Linked DNA regions of Homo sapiens: region 1 is linked to region 2. A link is a contact called in ENCODE Hi-C or POLR2A ChIA-PET data. All regions are on one chromosome and are shown on one strand. The core of a region is the stretch at or near the end of the contact, and the rest is flanking DNA. Distances in the headings are between cores, read along the strand shown. Region 1 overlaps CACNA1C (calcium voltage-gated channel subunit alpha1 C). Region 2 overlaps CACNA1C (calcium voltage-gated channel subunit alpha1 C).

Region 1 (7,465 bases), core at 1,707-4,206, 150 kb after region 2:
TAAATCCTTGGCAGGTACTCGTTTTCTTACTAAGAAGGTTATAAGATCAAAATTTCTTATTTTAGGGAAGTAAAACTCAGGAAAGGGTTTACATCTCTGAATTAGGCTGAAAAGGGACACTGGGGATTGGTCGTGGAGGCTCACTCCTGTAATTCCAGCACTTTGGGAGGCTAAGGTGGGAGGATCATGGGAGGCTAGGAGTTCAAGACCAGCCCGGGCAACATAGCCAGATCCCATCTCTACATGTCTACAAAAATTAATATAAAAATTACCTGTGTCATGGGCCTGTAGTCCCAGCTACAGGCTAAAGCAGGAGGATCTCTTGAGCCTAGGAGGTCGAGGCTGCAGTGAGCTATGATTGTGCCACTGCACTGCAGCCTGGGCAACAGAGCAAGACCCTGTCTCTAAACAAAAAAAAAAAAAAAAGGAAAAGGAGGGACACTGGAGAAGAAGCTCCACAATTTTCCAAGGTGCCAGGGTGAACCAGCACGGGCCAGGCGGAGGCCTGTCGTCTGCACTCCCACATGGCCCTCCTCCTACTCCTGATGTGGCTTCTCTCTGGTATGGACGCAGGAGCTGGTCCCTGGCCCACAGGAGAAACTTGGACACAGCCATGATAAACGCAGGCTTTATAATCCAAGAGCTTGAAAAGATAAGAGTGACTAATAAATAAAAATTTCTCCATTTCTTCATGCTTGATTTTCAAGGGAAGATGTAGAATAAATTTGAGCCACCTTCCCCTGCAAGTATACCTTTAAATATTAAATATTTTACTTAATTATAAAATCCCCTGCTGTCTGGAGAGAATGGCCACCTTCTCTCCTTAGTGGAAACGATGTCATCGCATTTACTGAGTTTGTGAATGTAAAGTGTTTTCAGACTGTAAAACCCTGGATGGGGTTCTGGAAGGCCTCCTCTCTGGGCCCATCCAAAGGGGTCTTCAGAAGTGCATTGGTGACAAGAATGGCATCAAGTAGGAAGGGCCCCAGGTGTAGAGGGATGGGCAGTGGACACCTCTGTCAGGAAGAGTCTTCCTTATCCAGGGCTATCAGGATCAGGAGCTAGAGCCCACGTTTGGAGAAAACACAAGAAGTAGTACCAACCCAGTGAGTCTCGGGTAAGAAATTGGAGTGGTTTGGTTTCCCATCTCTAACTTGGCCAGATGTACCATAAGCTGTATCTGCAAAGCCAGTGTAAGGCTAGACTTAAGTTCAATTAGGATCCAAATTCTTCACTGTCAACTTGTCTAAGTTTTTGTTTATTTCACTTAGTTTCCTAGTGAAATTTTCATTTGAAAATTCCCAGCCTTATTTATTTATTTATTTACTTATTTTAATAGAGACAGGATCTCACTCTGTTGCCCAGGCTGGAGTGTAGTAGCACAGTCATAGCTCACTGCAGCCTCGACCTCCCAGGCTCAAATGATTTCCTGCCTCAGCCTCCAGAGTAGCTGGGACTACAGGCAGGAAGCACTGTGCCTGCACTCCAGCCTTCTTTTCTTTTCTCTAGCTTTTTTTTTTTTTTTTTTTAAATATTTGAGACAGAGTCTTGCTTTGTTGCCCAGGCTGAAGTGCAATGACATGATCTCAGCTCATTGCAACCTCCGCCTTCTTGGTTGAAGAGATTCCCCTGCCTCAGCCTCCCAAGTAGCTGGAAACACAGGTGTGCACCACCATGCTCAGCTAATTCTTGTATTTTTAGTAAAGATGGGGTTTTGCCATGTTGACCAGGCTGGTCTCGAACTCCTGGCCTCATGTGATCCATCCACCTTGGCCTCTCAAAGTGACCAGCCTTATTTTAACTGAATAAAGGGAAAGGGGCTTTTTTTTTCATGACCCTGAAGACAGAGGGACTCAGTGCGCCCCCAGTGGCCAGAGGCTGTAGTTACAGGGAAAGCAAGTCGGGTCCCTCTGAGCCTCTGGAAGAGCCAAGTGGCTGGCTGCTGGAACCATCCAGGAGAAACCAGATTTTCCAGGCTAGAGCTGTTTCCTTTTTCCAGTCTGAGGCTTCCCATGTATTCCTTTCAACGCAGCACCTCTATGTGCATCCCTGAACCCTATGATCTGAGAAAAGGTAGCCGAACCCCCGACTTTCTCTTTTGCATTGACATTAGCACAGATCTGAGCCACATGAGTAGTTGCTCATACCATTATCTGCCTTTGGTTGAGAAATTAGAAGGTGCTAGGCACAAACACACGTCATCTTATTTAATCTTTACAAGCCAGGATCCGGTACTAGGGTCCCCAGTGTTCAGAGGGATTAATTTGTCAAGATCTCACAGTGAGTAGATTCCAGTCTACCTCACTGGAGCCTGGTGCCCGTCCCCATGGTCTGCACTCCTGGTGTTGAACCTCAGCAGGGGCTGTCCCTGGCCTGCTGAAACAGTTCAGCTGACCAGGAAGTGTGTGTGCGTGGTGTCTTTTGTACAGTCTCAGCCCCTGGGTCTGACACTCTGATGGTCTTTTAGGGTGCTGGGTTATTTCCTGGGGTTCTATCTGTGCCAAGTTGTGTATCTTTCAGTGACACACATCTGTTCAAGCCTTCTGAGTTGGGGAGCAACAGAAAGAGGTGAAGAGAGAAAGCACTCTGGGAAACATGGAAATATTTTTGCAGCCTGATTGTCTCTGCATGCAACACTAGCAAAGCTGTTTCTGCTCCCTTTCGGTGTCCGAGTCAAGGGGACGAAGAGGCCTGCCCAAGAAGAAGAGGGATGATTTTTCTCTTTCTGTGGTTGGGGGCAGAAAGGCGATCCGGCTGCCCAAGTGGTTCAGGTCAGGCTTAACTCGGTCTGTGGCCTCTGGCCTGGGGAATGTGCTGAGCTTTGATTCAGCTAAGCAGTGGCTTGTTGCCCAGGCCTGTGGTCCTCCAAAACACCAGCTGAGGATCCCAAAACTTAGGGCCCTTGTGAACAGGGTGAGTTGTTGTCACCAGGACTTGCCTTGTCACCACCTATTACATTTTCTGGGGACCCAGCAGCCCCTGGCCTATGGCCACACAGCAGGCGCCTCTTGGCCAAGAGCTCTGGCATGAAGCTAGGCCTCTCCAACTATTTAATGTTTCATTAGCGGTTTTCTAAAGGCATGGGGCCAAGCCTGGCCGAGCCACACCATTCAGAAGTACGTGAACACTTCATAAAACCAAACTGTTGAAGGATCCCAAACCCAGGAATCTGGTCACTTGGAGTCCAGGCTGGAGGCCCAGGGCAGGCTGCTGCACTGTCTCAGCTCTTTCTTGGTCTGGATACTTCTGGGCCACACATCTGTCTCTCAAACTGTTTAGCCTGTTAGTAGTTCTAAACTAACTTCTAAATAGTTTATATTTGGGGTTCACCAACCTGTTTTCATATCTGATGAAAGCTTTGGACTTGCCCCAGAAAGAGACATCCATGCACATATGTACAACATTGTGCTTAGAATTGCAAGGTATTCACAAGCCACACTCTAAAGATCATCAGTGGATCCAAGTGGAGAACCCCTGTGCTAAACCACACTTGCTTCCACACTTAAACTCTGGGGACTGTGGAGTGTTATCCATCAAGAAGAGTAAACAGGTATTGGGTTTTGTTTTGTTTGGCTTTTTGCTTGTGTCTTGGATTTTGAATCGAAGTCCTTGAGTGGTAGAATGGGGGCTAGATCATTAGAATCACTCCAGACTTCACAGGTAAGAGTGGGAGCTCAGTTGAGTGACAGGCCCATCCCAGACACAAAGTCACTCCAGGGCAATTATTCAGAGCCCCCAGGAGCTTTCACGCTCTAGGAGCAAGTCAGGTAAGCAGCAGCAACACACGTGCCGCGGAGGCGGCACCTACATTCAGACTCTCATTGCTCTTGATTGACTGGGTGGCCCTGGACCAGTCCAGAGTCCACGGCTCTGGAAATGGTAATCAGGCTTGTGGTTGCAGGGGAATTTATGTGTACCAAGTGACTGGCACAAAACAGAGGCCCAATACACTCAATGCTGGCAGATGATAGACACAGTGGAGCAGCAAAGCTGGTGAGGATGGAAACACCCCATCACCTGTGAGTGGGATTAGAGCGTCTGCAGAGGGCATCCTGCTGGCTTCCCAAGCCATGAGCCTTCTGATAAATCTTACTGCTCTGTCAGAGCCTCTGATTTAGGGGTAGGGAGGGGCAGTCAGGAGAAAGCATAGTTAGCTCTCGGGCAGCTAGCTGTGGCAGACAGCGTGCTTTGTCCCTCAGATGAGTCACAACAAGCGCCCTTGGCAGGCAGGAAGGACTTTGAAGTGTGGTGCCCCAAAGGGCTGGTCCAGGAGGCCCCTGCCTAGCCCCTGGGCCTGTCACTCCTGAATCTCCATCACTGGCCCGAGGGCAGGCCCAGGCTTGAAATAAACTCAGGCCAAGCTGGAGGCGCAATTAGAAGGAAGAGAGCCATTTGGCTTTTTCCAAAAGGTAAGAAGGAGGACTTCTCATTTTTGTGCTTTAAATATCAATGCACTCTTTTGATGCCATTATTTGCATTTTCTGAGTTCCACTGTTCTTGGGCAAAATCCAATAGCCCAGCTCTGAAGGCCTCTTCCACATACGTGCCCCTCCCCTGGAGAATCCCTCACACCTTCTTTGAGCTACCAGGCCAAGAAAATTGTATTGAGCTTTACCTCGTGAAGTTTGCATTTTAAAAGCAAGATGTGTTTTTTCATCTCTAAATATAAAGTTTTCACATTGAATAAGCTTTTCCAAACTATATGCCCTTCATCTGGATACTCTGTGGAAGCAAAGGGCAGCATGGCTGGGTGGTGCTGAGTCGGGCAGAGCTCTGGTCTGTGCATCGGGAGACTGGCCACTCACCAGATGACTTCTGGGAGCCACCATTCCTTATCTGAAAGCTGGACAGCTGGGGGCCTCCATACCTTACATCCTGCCCACCTTCCACAGAGTTGTCATCATTGACTGAGTTATGTCTAGAGAAGCACTTTGAAATGCTTCTCCAGCATTCCAGGTCAGAACAGGGTGGCCTACCCCACCCAAAGCTGCAGAAAGAGAGGGGAGCGTGGGTCCAGGGGAGAGGATGTGTGGGGTCTAAAGATGCCCAAGACAGTTCCTGGTGAGACAGCCCAAAGGAGGCAGCAGGCTAGAAACTTGCAGAGGAACAAGGAAGCTGTGACACCTTCTTACCTGGGGACCTCAGGACAGGAAGAAATCATGAAACATTCTTACTGGGAAAGCCAGAGGAGCTTTCCTAGTATTTTTGTTATTGGTAACAGCTGTGAGGTGCCCCCTCAGTGCCCTGGCAACTGTCATTGTCACAGACCCCAGGAACATGGGGCTTTGGGTACAGTTTGACCCTCTCCCTGAGATGGAAGATCTCCCTTAACACCTCCCCCCGGGGACTTGAGACAGGGGTGGCTCCTTTGCTCGGCTGCTGCACTCTAACCCTTTGTGGGAAGGGGAGCATGCAGGTGAGTGGGTGCAGGAGGCAGGGCAAGTGCTCTTGGGCTTTGGCAGGAATGAACCCCATACCTGCCCACAACAATGTCTAGTGGTTGCCTGTGACCTCTAGAGCCTCAGAGGGTGTGAGTTACAAACAGTGCTCCTTTAGTATTTTCCATCCGTGGATGACTAAATGTTAAACCAGGTCAGTGGAGGATCAGGGCGACAGCCTTTTACCCCCTGTCCTCTTGGTGCCTGGGTTCTTGTCCGGGATCTAGGAAGAATCAGGTCACACAGATGTGAAGGATGGTGAATGCAAAGATTTTATTGAGTGGTGGAAATAGCTCTCAGTAGGATGGGGAGCTTGAAAGGGGATGGAGTGGGAAGATAATCTTCCTCTGGAGTTCAGCCATCCTCAGCCAAATTCCTGTCCAACCATCCCCGGCTGAACTCCTCTCTGACCATAGTCTCTGATGTCCAGCTGCCTCTTCTCCTCTCAATGTTCAGACACCTCTTCTCTTCTCTCCTTCTCTGCCACGCTGCTCTGCTCCTCTGCCAGCGGAGCTTGGGGTTTTCATGGGAGCATGGTGAGCCAAAAGGCAACATTTGGGCAGGAAAACAGGGATGTGAAGTTTTCATTTAGGGCCATGGGTCCAGGCTTGGGGGTGGAACCCTTGCCAGGGACCCCACTCTTTTCTTCCCTGCCTCCTGGCCATATCATCCCCATGGGTTTACTGCATCTTATTAAAGAACTACTCACAATGACCTCAGATCATTAATAACTCAGCATCTGAACTCTGACTTCCTGTCTCCTGCTTTTTGGATATATTAATGCCAATGTGTCTGCCTGTATGCACCAGGGGTTTGATTCCCCCTTGCAAGGTTTTTAGGAGATTTAGACAGTGAGTCTTACAACAGCTGTGCCCAGTTTTTAAAGATCTCGCCTCCTGGAGGTGAAAGCAAGGGGGGTGTATTCCTAAAACTATATCACCAACAGTGTGAAGGGCCTGGTACTTTGCATTATCTCATTTATTCCTCACTACACCACCATGGTGTGGATAATATTAAATCCATTTTACACAGCTAAGAACTGAGGCTCGGGAAAGTTAAATAACATGGATCACTGGTGGACCAGGACTCAACTCCAGCCTGTGGAGCTCTAGAAACCAGGTCATTCCTTCGTGCCCTATTGCCTCTCTCTGAATGCAAAGGCTAAAGCAGAGTGAGGAACTCAGCAATGAGTAATGGCTCATTGTGAAGTGGACTCCAGGTGGTGCCTACGGGGCAGGGGCTTATGTGCCCATAACTGACTCCATCTACCTACCAAGTTCTCATTAGGGTCAAAGCATGCGATCAGAGTCAGAGGCTGGGTTTGAGAACCTGCTCCTTTTACCGAATAATTTCATCCCCATGCTGTACGAGCAAACTTGACTTTGCTGACCTTATCTGTAGCATGAAAACCCACACAGGGCTGCTACGAATACAGAACGAGATAATGCAAATAACGTGCTTAGCATGGCATCTTCTCTGAACACCTCAGGTTGGCTTAGGGTCTCCCATTCTGTGCCCCCACAGCACTCTCTGCCTCCCTTGAAGCATTCTTCCCTCTTATTTATCCATCTGCTTCCAAGCTACCTAATCTCAGGGGCCCCATCTGGCCTGCTCACCACTGAGTGCACGGCCCTGACAGTGCCTGACACCTGGGCAGAGATGTACACCTCTAATGCTGATCTGCTGACTGGTGACCACGGAAGGAGGCACAGCAGCTACAGCTATTGTTACTGCTTCCTTCCTCCCCCAAATATACTTGATGCTTCAGTGGCATCTCCCTCCTGCCCTCCCCATGCCAGGCACCTCCATCCTCATCCTCTGAGCCTTTTCTCCCAAGTCCCCTTCTCCCAAGTCCCCTTCTCCCCACTGCCCTCAGACCCCCTCCCCATCTCGGCCTAGAAGCCCCCCAAGGCTTGGTCCTCCCTTCAGTCTCTCCCAGCTCCTGCCCACAGCCTTCTCAGAATAACTGGATGGCTCTTAGTGACACCTCAGGGTCTGGAAGAGGCCAGAATTATTCTGATACTACT
Region 2 (7,574 bases), core at 1,065-3,564:
TGTGTGTGCTCTTAACTGCTACGCTCTGTCCTAACCTGTTCTTTTATAGGTCCCAGCAAGGAAGCTTTTCTCCTGGTCCACACCGCTGCCTGGGCATGGAGAAACCTGCTGGCACATTGGCCAAGGTTGGGGGTGAGGGGTGATGTCATGACCCATCCAAGAACTGTAATCTCCTGTCTTCAAGGAGGCCAGTTCCCTGGGCTGACGCTTCATGCATAGCGGCTGCATCCCTGTCTCCCCACTTCTCCATCCCCTTCCAGGCCGTTCTTCCCCCATGCACACACATGCCTACACATGCCTGCAATAACTCCCCGATAGGTAGAATTAAAATTTTGAAAAACTTAAGCTAAGACTATAAAGTAAGAAAGGCTAAATCAGCTTCCTTCCTTCTTCCCTTTGACTCCTGCAAATCTGTAGCTTCCTTCAATTCATTCTGGAATTTTTTTCCAGTTTTCACCCTGATTATCCTTTATTCTTGTCTTAAAAATAGGCAGGACATTTTCTTTGGGCAGCGGGGATGGCCTGTTATAACCTTGCTCTCTCTATATGGTCACAGTGCATTGCATGGAAGTTGGGAGCACCCTCGCCTTTTCCTGTGAGGTCACTCTTTGATTTCCTGCACCCTCTCTGCCCTGTCAATGCCGCAGGGTCTGTTTTTCCTATAAGTCTGATGCTCTCTTGTCCTTGAACTCCTTTTCCGGGTGGGTTTTAATTAGCTAAATTTGCATGTGACAAAATGAGATATAACCTTCGTGGGGAAATTCCTCACAGCTTTCTAGGCTGGGAGAAATCGACCATGCCATTTTGTGATGGAGTGTCCCAGTTTAACACGGCAATGTGACTGCAGACTTCATCCGCCTGGTGGGCACTTTGTCCCCATGGCTGAGTTTCAGGCTTCCTGACCTTCCTGGTGGGCAGCCACGGCGAAATCTAGACTTCCTGGTCCCTCCTCAGTTCCCTATGGACGATGGCAAGATTTTGCAAAGGGACAAAAGGAAACTTTTGCTGAAACCTTCTAGGTCTTTAATCACTTGTTCTTTTTCCTTCTAAAATTCTGGATTCTTGCCGAGCCTCTTTGTGCTTCCTCTTTTCATTCTCTGTCACCTCCACTTAGTCTCGTTCTCACCTGCTCCTTTCTCTTTATTCTCCAAGGGAGGGGAAGACAACTTGAATTTTAGGAACAAAGCAAGAAACAGTACATGGAAAGGAGAAAAGGTGCTGTGGCCACTGCAGAGGGGGGACAGGTGGCTGAGAACCTTTGTAAGCCAGAAAGAACTCTTCTCTCCCATTCTCAAATATAATTAGTTATTTCTAAAATTGAGCTGAATCGTGGGCATCTTTTTCCACTCAAACTTTTTTTAACTTAAAATTAAGTTCTATGTATATATGTGTGTGTGTGTTCATTGGAGAAACAGTAACACCACACACAACTTAGCTAACCTAGGAAGGTTTGGCTCAAATGTCCATTGCAAAGTAATTAAGAATCTCCTCTCCTATGCTGTGTTTACACTGTACATTCCCATAATGTCCACTTCCTGGCTGCTGGACTCTGCTCTATAAATATAACCAGTGAGCAGTGTCTCTTTCATGCTCAGCTCCTGACCAGTTAAGGGGAGGAGGAGATGAGTCCAGGAACCAGAGTTGGATGCTGGGAATCTCCGTGCTGTCCTTCCAGGGAACATTTCTCTGCACCGGGCCAAGGACCCACGGGATCATCCCTTTCCATTGTGAAGGAACCGAGGCCGCCTCACTGGGCTCCATTTTCCAGTATTTTTAGTTAGCAGCCTGCAAGTGAGTGTTCTGCCTGCAGTGCTGTAGAAACTGGCAGATGCTCTGTGTTGAGTGGTGTGCAGGACAGACAGGAGTCGGTGCTGGAGAGGCGATGGCTGCAACTGGGGCAGAGAAGTGAGCCTTCCTGTCTTCCTGGGGGTGATCATCCCCAAGGCAGTGCATCACGCTCCCGTGTTCAAAGCCGCAGTGGTATAAACTCTCGAAGAGAACAGTGTCTACCTTTACTCTGGAAAGAAGTAACCGAAAGACAGGAGCGGATGTTGCCTCCTGGCAAGAGGGCCTCACGGTGTGGAGGGGCAATGCCAACCTTGGCGGTGACGGACTTAGGTTCTATTATGGCTCTAATACTTGCTGACTCTGGGACCTTGAGCAAGTTATGGTAACCCTCAGCCTCTGTTTCTCCCTCTGTACAATGAGCATCACGATAGTCCTGTTCTCACAGAGCTGCTATGAAGGTTGCATCTGGGAAGCACCTGGCACCGTGCCTGGCGTAAAATAGGCCCTCAGGAAATGTTGGCTATTATTATGGCCATGCTTGACTGGCACCTCAGTTTGATGTAGTGGTTGTCACGTTTCATTTCTAGCGTTCTGAATAGGCTGTCAGTAGAGAGGTAAGGAGGTAAGGACTCTGGGGCCAGACTGCCTTTCTTCAAATCCCAAGCCTGCCACTTAACAGCTCTCTGACATTGAGCAAGTTAATTCATGTGACTGGGCCTCACTTTTCTCATCTGTAAAGTGAGTATGAAGTGACGTATACTTCACTGGGTCATGGTGAGGGGAAGTATGCAAAGCAGGAGTTGGTGAACTGGCGAACAGGCCACATCCGGCCTGCCATCTGCTTTTGTAAATAAAATGGTATCAGAACATAGCCACACGTATCCATTTATGTCTTGTCTGTGACTGTTTCTCTGCAGCAGCAGCAGAGATGAGTAATTGTGACAGAGACTGTCTGTCCTACAAATCCTAAAATAAAATCCTAAAATATTTACTACCTGACCCTTTACAGAAAAAGTTTGTTGCCCTCTGATTGTAAAAGGTTTAAACAGTGTGTGGCACAGAGCAGATGCCAGGTAAATGTTTGCTGTTATTCCTGCTGGTACTCCTCTGCAGTTCGTCACCCCCAACCCTCACATTAGCTCTGTGAAGTGGGCACACAGAGGTGATGATTGTTCCCTGTTTATTGCACCTGGGATTCAGGGGACTCACGTGACCTGTCCAAGGTGAGGCCAGGCCTAAAATCTAGTCTAGGGCTCACTCGGCCGGTGGCTCCGAATCAGTGACATCTGCCTTGCCTTCTCTCTTTTTTTTTTTTTTTTGAGATGGAGTCTCACTCTGTTGCCCAGGCTGGAGTGCAGTGGCGCGATCCTGGCTCATTGCAAGCGCCGCCTCCCAGGTTCACGCGATTCTCCTGCCTCAAGCTCCGCCTCCCGGGTTCACACCATTCTCCTGCCTCAGTCTCTCGAGTAGCTGAGACTACAGGCGCCCGCCACCACGCCTGGCTAATTTTTTGTATTTTCAGTGGAGACGGGGTTTCACCGTGTTAGCCAGGATGGTCTCGATCTCCTGACCTCGTGATCCACCTGCCTCGGCCTCCCAGAGTGCTGGGATTACAGGCGTGAGCCACTGCACCCGGCCTGCCTTGCCTTCTCTTTAGATTCCTCAAGGACAAGGATGCATCAGTCCATCTCCCTGAGGCATGGACAGTGCCTCACAGAGCCCACCCAGTCAGTATCTGCGGAGTTCATTTGTCTTCTGTGCTCCACCTGGCCAGCATCAGCACTGAGCACTCCAGGAAGAGACATTTCCAACCCTGGGCCGTTCACCTCCCAGCACCTGGAGTTGGGAGCACTCAGCTTATTAACAGGGCAGAAACTCCCAGGTTGCACGCACAGCACCGAATCCTGAAGGGCACAGGCCAAGACCCTCTCTCCATCCCGAGACCTTTAGTCAGGATTGTGGGTGTGGTTGATGACAGCTGATATCTGGGTAGCAATTTATGGTTCACTGAACACTTTTACATCCATGATCTCATTTGATCTTCATAGCAACTACTCAGGGGGACAAACTGGGTGATGGCCTACGCTGTAGCTGAAGTGGAGAGAGACTGGCACCTCCTCCAAGGCCATGCGTTAAATACCCACTGAGCCAATGGAGCCCTGGTCATCCATCTCTAATCCAGTGACCTCCCAACCCCAGCCGGCCCTCCTGACTTGATCATTGTGGTGATGCCAGTGCTGTAGCCTTGGGCACTCATTCCATTGTCTAATGACCCTCACTGTCCAATAATTCTTTTTTGTCTGTAATGGAAATTCCACATGCTTTAGGGGTTTGTTCTGCTCTCAGTGGAGATGACGACAAGCCACCCAGAATAATAGCTCTACTTTTTAGTCTTCAGCCTTGAAGCTGTCCTCTCCCTAACCAGCCCAGGCTGGCTCTTCTGTCCTTGTGGGTTTGCTGGAACACAGACCATCCCATCCACCCTGGTGACTTCTACCACATCCTGCACTTAGAGCAACTTCCAGCATGACGCAGAAGGAGGGACAGTGTGTTCTGCGTTGGCTCAGCCCGTCTGCAGAACAGTCATGTCACTTTGGAAGAGCCTGAGTTTGAGAGGGATGTGTGTCTGCTCATATGAATACTTCTTGATCATTTAGTTTCTGTCATCAGTATCTGGGGAGTGGAGAATCGTTGCTGAGGGCTTCTGAAGAGCAGGGGAGAAAATAGATCACGTTGACAGTCAGCATAAGGTCATGGGGGTGAAGGGCAAAGGGAAGCTGAGTTGCTGCTGGACAGTGTGGTCTACTGACATGTCTCCTGGGATCGTGACCATCATGAGGGCAGGCGGTCAATGGCTGGTCAGAGCTATACCCAGCTTTCTAGTACAGTGATCCTAAAGGACATGGCTGAAGCGTGTTGAAATCCTCCTTTGTAATGAAAATTCTCCCCTGCAAGGGGAGAAGTAGCTTCTATGAAATTTCCAGCAGAGGTTTCCAAGCCAGGGAGGTTGAGGTAGGTCAGGGAGGCCGCAGGTGCTTATCTAAGTGGCACTGCCACAGTCTTTGAGTTTCCATTACTGGCCTCCTGGATTCAGTGGAGTCCTGCTAGACGTTGTCATTGCAGGGCAACCAAACCCAGCCCCGGGCCCATGGGAATGAACATACATATCTTCTAATGGTTAGAGAAATAAATTGCTTTATAACCAAAATACCCTTTTGGTTATGTGTCTCTCTTGGAAAAATAATCAGAAACAGCTGCCCTGCAGTTCTCCAGAGAATGGAGTCTTCCTAGTTTCCATGAAGCGAAAATGTTTCGGAAATCAGAACTGAATGAGGCTGGGGCGAGAGGTGGGGCTGAGGATGGACTCCTGGCACCTCCTCTGATTGATCCTAAATCACTTTCTCACTCTGGCCTTCGGTTTCTGCATCTGTTAAGAGGGCTAATGAAACCTGTTTCTTACTGCAACTTGACACCATGAAAATTTAGTCTCTCATCTGCAGCAGGCTTAGGCAAAGTGGCTGGCCACATAAAACAGCTTGAATCCTTGAGCATGGTGGATGGAGTTTGTTTAATGAGTGAAGCTGTGTAGCCCACTCCATGTCTGTCCTACCATTAAAATTTTTATTGTTATTTGTGAAGTATCCACTGGAGTTCAGAAAAAGACTGCACACCACTAAATCAAGTTGGCTCAGCTCCTGCTGCGGTTAAAATGAGTGCTGTAACCCCAATTAATAACGATTTTTTTCCACCAGAGATGGCTGCTTGGATGAATGTATTATTTGCTGGGGGCTCTTGTGGGGCTTGCTTGAAGTGTGTAAATAGTCCGCCTGAAAAAGAAAGTCCAAAAAAGGGCTGGTTTAGACAGAGTGGCCTCTGCAATCTGGCCACAGTCAAAGGCTTCTTCACATCAGCAGCTCTGATACGATACACAAACGTTTGGGTTGTAGGACAGTGTAGAAAGAGGACCCTCTGGGAGGCCAACGTGCTGAGTGGAAGGTGGAAGGACATGGAAAGCAGCAACCGTGCAGCTGAGGCTAAGAAGCCCCGGAGCAGGCTTGGGGGCTTCTTGTGTGAGTCATCATTTGTCCTCCACTGTCTATCAAGAAGCAGGGACAAGAGTTATGCACTTTAAATGTCAAGGTTGCCTTTGTAGGTGGTAGAGGCCTGGTGGGTTCCAGGAGATTATTCAGGTTCTATGTAGAGCAAATTCCAGATCAGATGAAGGTGTTTGTGCGGGGACAGCTGTATGTTTTCTGTTACAGACCTGTTAGGTCAAACCCCTTCTTTCTTTTTTCTAAGCTCTTACTCTTCCCCAGTTTTTACTTCCCAAGACTTTCTTGGGTCCTTCCAAGTCCTCCTTAGAGGATGGCACTTTGCTGGGTCCATGGGTTTAACTTTTTTTTTTTTTTTCAGTCTTTCCCATACATTCGAGTTAGCTTGAAAGTGTTGATGGCCCTCTCCCGCAAAAGGAATATCATTTACTCCCTACCCCTTGTGTTACATGGGCAGGGGAAGGAGGGAGTTTCTAGCTCATGTTCCCGGAAGGGAAGGTATGGCAGGAACACATCCCACTTTTCCCTGTCTCTTTATGCCCTTGTCCCCAGGGGAGAAGTGACCTATCTGACTGGTGAGTTTGGTGTAGCCCCTTCTGGGACTCTCTTTTGAATCCACTTATCCCCAAAGAAGGGTTCACCAAGTTATTGGGACTGATCTGGCCCTGTGGGGAAAACCTGTGATGGTCTCACCTTCTGGCAGGGTAAGTACATTTAATAGTGGTTGAAATATTAGGAAGTCCTTCGAAGCCCGTCTAAGCCACTTCCTCCATTTTATAATTTGTTTCTAATCAAGCTTTTGGTTTGATTTAATCTGTGTGTCCTATATCTTACTTCTTAATTGGTTCTGAGTTTATAAGGGGCAGAAAGGATGATTATTTATTGGCTGCCACCCAAAGGCTTAGAACTCCTCCTTGGTCATTGACTGATCCATGTGGAAGGCTCTCCAAGCAGCTCTGGGTACAGTGGAGGCCAAACATATGTGCATACTTTTCCCCACCAGGGTACTATTTGCAAGTCATTGGAACCTAAGTCCGTGGCTTCTGTTTTCTAAGAACATCTGCTGTGGAAATGCTATTCTTTTCCTCTTTCTTCATCCCTGAAATAATGATACCTTCCTCGCAGGAGGGTGTTGAGGATTAAATAAAATCAAGCACATTCACACACGTAGGTAGTCAGTAAATGTCAGTTTCTGCCTCTCCGTCCATCCACTGGTAACCTACATTGTTTAAGTAGCGCTTACCACTATTCATTCTGATGTCCAAAGTATGCCTCTCATGTTGCAATGGAAGATTTCTTCTATCTCATTGGGAGCACTTAATAACCTTTAATACATGATGTGAAAACCTTCTGTCTCACATGCCTGATTTATGGGATCACTGGAGAGAGAAAACTTTGAAACCAACAGGGAAGTAAGGGATGCGTACTGAGTGGGAGAAGCAACAGTACTGGGATCCAGGGGAGGGCTGGATGGGAAGGGCTCAGTCATGGATAGGACTGAGGGTGTGCTGGTGAGCCTGGAAGCCATCACTGGGTGACCAACCTCACCTGGGCACTTCTTAGTTTGGATGTGCCTTATTTAAAGTAAAACTTGACACAGTCCAGAAAAACTCGCAATGCAAAAACAACTCACTTTTCTGGAGCTTTACTGTGTGTGCCCAGCACTGTGCTCACCACTCGAGAGCCCCTAGGCAGGCACCCTCCCTCCAGTTGTTCTCAGGGAGTGGGGTGGAG

Evidence for each region. A loop is a pair of places that touch in the nucleus more often than their neighbours do. ChIA-PET counts read pairs that join two places held with the same protein, here RNA polymerase II (POLR2A). Pooled maps may share reads with other maps.
Region 1: a loop to region 2 is called in a pooled map, with 2.4 times the contacts of the local background. The contact joins two enhancer-like sites. A Hi-C loop is called at or near these places in 6 of 37 single-sample maps with no recorded cell type and 4 of 50 pooled maps. POLR2A ChIA-PET finds 5 or more read pairs at or near these places in 1 of 52 experiments (OCI-LY7).

The regions. Positions count from the first base shown.
Region 1 is chr12:2,393,700-2,401,164 of GRCh38, forward strand. The region is part of intron 3 of CACNA1C (calcium voltage-gated channel subunit alpha1 C); the gene reads left to right. Among named protein-coding and RNA genes, the nearest start is that of CACNA1C-IT3, 130 kb to the left of the region's middle. Within about 2 kb of position 2,957, at least 9 of the 41 ENCODE cell types and tissues checked have a DNase peak (open chromatin) inside an H3K27ac peak, as active enhancers do.
Region 2 is chr12:2,246,682-2,254,255 of GRCh38, forward strand. All of the region lies in intron 3 of CACNA1C (calcium voltage-gated channel subunit alpha1 C), which reads left to right. Among named protein-coding and RNA genes, the nearest start is that of CACNA1C-IT3, 19 kb to the right of the region's middle. Within about 2 kb of position 2,315, at least 7 of the 41 ENCODE cell types and tissues checked have a DNase peak (open chromatin) inside an H3K27ac peak, as active enhancers do.